2 separate regions of the Mus musculus genome follow, and region 1 is linked to region 2. The links are chromatin loops, found by intact Hi-C in ENCODE. Cell type or tissue: heart. All regions are shown on one strand.

The links. Hi-C counts contacts between places; a loop is a spot of excess contacts. Peaks named below come from ENCODE experiments on the same cell type or tissue, not always from the same donor. Only the 100,000 strongest peaks of a DNase experiment are listed, where the experiment ranks them.
Region 1: a loop joins it to region 2, with 2.0 times the contacts of the local background. A loop is called at or near these places in 1 of 42 quality-filtered maps.

Annotation. Positions count from the first base shown.
Region 1 is chr11:32,993,575-32,996,074 of GRCm38, reverse strand. No RefSeq gene overlaps it. Among named protein-coding and RNA genes, the nearest start is that of Gm12111, 69 kb to the right of the region's middle. In heart, no CTCF peak of the experiment used is centred here; a DNase peak (open chromatin) is centred at 1,484.
Region 2 is chr11:33,098,979-33,101,478 of GRCm38, reverse strand. No RefSeq gene overlaps it. Among named protein-coding and RNA genes, the nearest start is that of Fgf18, 47 kb to the left of the region's middle. In heart, no CTCF peak of the experiment used is centred here; a DNase peak (open chromatin) is centred at 1,138; H3K4me3 peaks cover 485 bases; H3K27ac peaks cover 324 bases; H3K27me3 peaks cover 686 bases.

The DNA.
Region 1 (2,500 bases), 110 kb after region 2:
CAACTATAGCTTTGTGTGATATGTGTTGAAGGCAGTGTGGGTCAGCAGGTGTTAAGAGTACCTGTTGACAGAGATCCAGGGGCAGCCTGGGACACACATGGATATTCTTGGAGACCTTTGGATTGTCTTGCCAGATCTGGTATGGGGAAGTATTTATTGGCTACTACTATGTGCCAAGAATTTACTGCCATACAGTCTCCTCAGCCACACTTTCTGAACTCAGGTTCACTGTGCTTTAATTCTCTGGTTGGAATTTCCATCCATCCATCCATCCATCCATCCATCCATCCATCCATCCACCCATCCATCCATCCATCCATCTATCCATCCATCCATCCGTCCCTCTACCTACTCATCCATCTGTTCATCTTTATCTGCACAAGAAAAATATTTGATGGTAACACATCACTGTTTACCAACACTCCCCTCCTAGTGGACATTTGTGTTGTTTCTGGACTTACTATTATTAGCTGTACTGCAATGAATACCTTACATCTCCTGGGAAGTGTTTATTAAATATCCACTTCTATCTGATTTGTCCCAAGAGCCTTTGAAACACTAGTTAAGGCTTTAGTGAACACAGGTCTTGGCTTTCCAAACTCTATAAGCTGTCAGAATTTAGGACTCAATCTTTAGATATCCATAACTCATTGCCCCTAGTTGGTGTTTAACACATGGTGAAAAAGTTCATTGATCAATGAGTAAAAAAGAAAGAGTCACCCACAGACCTGAAATGTAGGTCCCAAAGGAGCCTGGGCTTGGCTCTCACAAGCAAACTTCTGACCTGCTTGGGGCTGCTTCTCTGTGGAGCCCTGTGCCTTTCAGAGAGATACCATTCCTTTCTCCATCCTGTGGTACCACGTTGCTTCAAATACACATACAACTCTTCCAGCAACCAATGACCAGTTGTTTAGTTTAACTGAATGTAAGAGCTTTAAAAACCAGCATCTTAGCAGGAATAGCTTCGTTCAAGGGATCCAATCTCCCATGTCTGCACTGCAGCAGAGGAGTCAACAGAGAGGGCCTCTGTTTAGGAGTGCTGAGTTGGGCCAATAGTGGCTACAGAGCAGATGACCCACTGTGTGGAGTAGGACCCGGGCCTGGCACCTGCTGCCTCTGACTTCCTGTTCTTTCTCTCAGCTCCTAGAGGGATTCACACAATTTCTGTAGGTGGCTGCACGGATGTCTGGCCAAGCCAGGAAGTATTGAGAGCTGGCTTTGTTCAGCTTCTCACATGGACAGGAAAATGTTGATGCGGACCCCTTGGTATTTTCTGAGAAGGTATGAGGGAGCATCAGATGGGCAGCAAGCAACGTGGCTCTCAGGTTAGCTCAAGAAGAGACCAGAGGATATAGCCTGCACAGGACGGAGAAGCAGCTGGTAGCCAGAGGCTGAGCTAGGCTAGGGTGGAGTTGCCAGAGCCTAGCAAGATATTCTCTCCAGCTCGGAGCACTCCTGGGAGGGAAGTCTGCAGAACTGCATGGGCTGTATTGTTGCTATGTTGTTTTTGCTACTGTGGTTCATGACCTCACTCTGAAGAAGGCCTGAGGAGTGTTGGAAAGAACAGGGCCCTGGGGTGAGAAGCTCTCCAAACTCACAGGAGCAGCCAAGGAATCAGGGGCCACGTGGCCTTGTCTGTCACAGATAAGTCCCTCAGAGCAGGCCCTTGCAGTTGTGTGTGTGTGTGTGTGTGTGTGTGTATGTGTGTACATAGGAACATATAGGGGGTCCTTGCAGTTGTGTGTAATGCACATAGGGATGTATGTGTGTATGTGTGCATATACATGCACATAAGTGTTGTTTTTTTCTGGTGGTGACTACCAGATTTGCATGAGATAACCCACATGAGCCTTTCTCAGTGTACCTGAGTACTGTCCCACAGGAAGGATCCAGGCACTCATTGACAATAGCATGGTCACTTATATGCACATCTCCAGTTTATTTCAAGGTAAAGAATAAGGTAGAGAGAGGAGGCAGACGGGAAGCCGTGCACATCACCTTGGGACAGGCAGGATCTGTCAGGGATATCTCCGAAGTGAAGCCCACTGGAGGCTTCTCCCTCTAGAGCAGCAGTTCTCAACCTGTGGGTCACCACCCCTTGGGGGGTTGCATATCAGATATCCTGCATATCAGATATTTGCATTACAATTCATAACTAACAAAATTACAGCTATGAAATAGCAATGAAATAGTTTTATGGCTGAGGTCACCATAACGCGGGGAACTGTATTAAAGGGTCACAGCATTAGGAGGGGTGAGAACTGCTGCTCTAGAGGGTTCTGCAGAGTGGCTCTGATTAAACATGCTGAAGCCAGGGTGTCCGGTTAATTCCTGGCTCCTCTACTTCTTAGCTGTGCCTCAGTGCTCACGGTGTCCTCTGTGTCTGCATAGTGGGAATTGTAACACTTTCCGCCTCACCGAAAGTGCTGCTTGAGTTGGTGCCATCTCCAGAGCTGTGTTGCCAGCAGTCTTCGGTTCCCACATGGCCCAGCCAGGCTCG
Region 2 (2,500 bases):
CAAGCACAAGAGACAGGAGGGTTAAGACTGGGTTGTGAGGGTGGCCTAATCAGCCATCAATGGTGGGAGAGGCCCTTGGTCTTGCGAAGATCATATGCCCCAGTACAGGGCCAGGAAGTGGGAGTGGGTGGGTTGGGGAACAGGGTGGGGGGAGGGTATAGGGGGCTTTGGGGATGGCATTTGAAATGTAAATGAAGAAAATATCTTAAAAAAAAAGACTGGGTTGTGGAGGCAGTGGAAGACCCAGTCTCGATGTTGGGTGTCTAGGCATCTGTCCTTTTCTAGGTTGCCTCTCTCTCTTTCACTTTAATTCCCTCAGTGACAGCACAGGGGCAGCTTGACAGTGGGTCTTAGGAACCCCGAGTCTTTCTGCAGGAAAGCTACACTGTGGCTCTGTGCATTCTCTGCTGAATAAGGTCATATTCAGACAGGAAAATGGCAGAGTAGAGAGGAGGGGCTGCCCCAGTGCTCAGGCTGGTCAGGGACTGTGAGTCCAGGTGAGTGAGCAGAGCCAGCAGACAGATCTCTACCTGTGGAGACATGTGTACGCCACCCGAGTACAGTCTAATGTCAGCAGCTCGTTATTGTAGCCATCTACGTGAGTGCCAGGTGGGCAGCATCATTGCTATCTTACAGATGGGGAAACTGAGGCCAGACAGGCGACGGAGGCAGTGGCGGTGCCTGCACTTGTATCCAACATTTCTCAACACTCCAAAGAGCTTGGAGTCCTCTGAGTTTGGAGGGGGTTTGAGGTGGGAGGTGGGACTCAAGTTTGGGAAAGCATCAGACTGATAGGCAGCCAGGATGGTGCCAGGCAGGGCCAGTACTCGCCTGAACCTGCTGTCTTCAGATGGACAGCAGGTGAGTTCTGTCTGCACTTGTGGTGGGTCTGAAACCTCTTTGGCCAGCCATTTCTTCTAGAAGCCTAAATAACCACATTCTCGGTGTTCTGTGTACACAGCTGATCTCACCTCACATCCTCCTGGTGGGCGGGGCTGGCTCCTTGGGAAAGGGGGTTCCGTTTTAGACAGTCTACCCCTCCGCCCTCTTTTGCACTCATTAGCCTTGGCCAGCCCCCCTGGGCCCAGCTCGAGAACAGCCGCTTACCCTTCTGCCAAGCACGGAGTGGGAAGGGAAGGGCTGGACAGCCCAGCCAGGAGTCCCGGCCAGGGAAAGATCAGCTGAGATGACTGTGGCTCGTAAGAGGCCAGGACCAAAGCATGGGGACTTAGGGCTAGGAGAGGCAGAGGGGTGGCTGGAAGGTCAGGGGTGAGCAGAGGCTCTCAGTCCAGCTCAGTCTGGGTGCATGAGCCCTGCTTTCACAGCTGTAGCTGGAGGGGCATGGGATAGAAAGTGGCCCCGCCCCTTTCTTCTTAAAGGGACCAGCTAGACCTCTGAAAGAAGCGGTCCTGGCTTAGTGGAGCTGTCTGAACTGAGGACTTCCTCACTAGTGAGTTATCCTGCCAGGAAGACACAAGTCCAAGCCTCCTGCCTGCTACCAGTTTAGTATTCAGCAGGCTTCCCCCTAGTTGTGAAAACAATGGAGTTGGGCCCCTAGCTGCTTTGTCTGGAGTGTCTAGTCTTAAGTCTGTCCCAGAGTGGTTGCTTCAGAGGTAGCTGGTGAGCAGACTTGCCCAGGACTCCCAGGTTCCAAGAGGAACCCTTCTCAGACTCTCTTTTTGGTTTGCCAGGCCAGGATCTGTTCAGTTCCAACAGGTCCTGGTAGGGGCAGGAGTGTCTCATTCAGTGTGTTCTGGGGCCTTGCCACCTCACTCAGACTCACATTCCTACATATAATGACATCTGTATGCTATTCACATGTCATTAGTTGACAGTGTAGTTTAGTTAATGGGACCGTGAAGCTGTCAGTGATGGGGCATACCGAGAGCCCAGCAGTGGGTGTGGTCAGAGCAACTAAACATTGGCTGGTCTCAAAGGGTTCAACCAATGGCAGCGGTTTTTGTTTTCTTCCATAAATGCTTTCTGCAGAGGACAATACCTGTCACTTCAGGAAACTGTGCAGCTGAGATGTAAATGACAGTGAGTTCACGGCAGAGCTGGGGTTTGAGACTGCTTTCTTCCTGTCACCGTGCATGGCTTTAAGATACATTTAGCCCCAGTACACAGTCTGGGGAGACACTCTAGGTTGGTGGTTGCTGCTAGCTGGGGTACAAGATGGATGTCTGGGTCTAGAGGATGACAGACTCTCCTTCCTCATCACAGTTGTCTGGTTCTCAGAGGAACCTCACAGGACAGCCATGGACAGTTGTGCTGGGTAGAAATGGCGCAAGAGCTTGAAGCCTCTTCCTTTTCAGTGTCAGCTTCATCGTCATCTGTATTCTGGGTGATCCCACAAAAACATGTCGAGTATCCTGTGAGCTTCACCCTGCTAGAAGGTTTCTAGGACACATGGCACTAGAAGGGGGCCTGTCCAGGGAAGGTCTGTCTCTGCAGCCTCCAGTCTGTGGCCTCAGCCCACAGCTGCGCCTGGCCTCCTGCT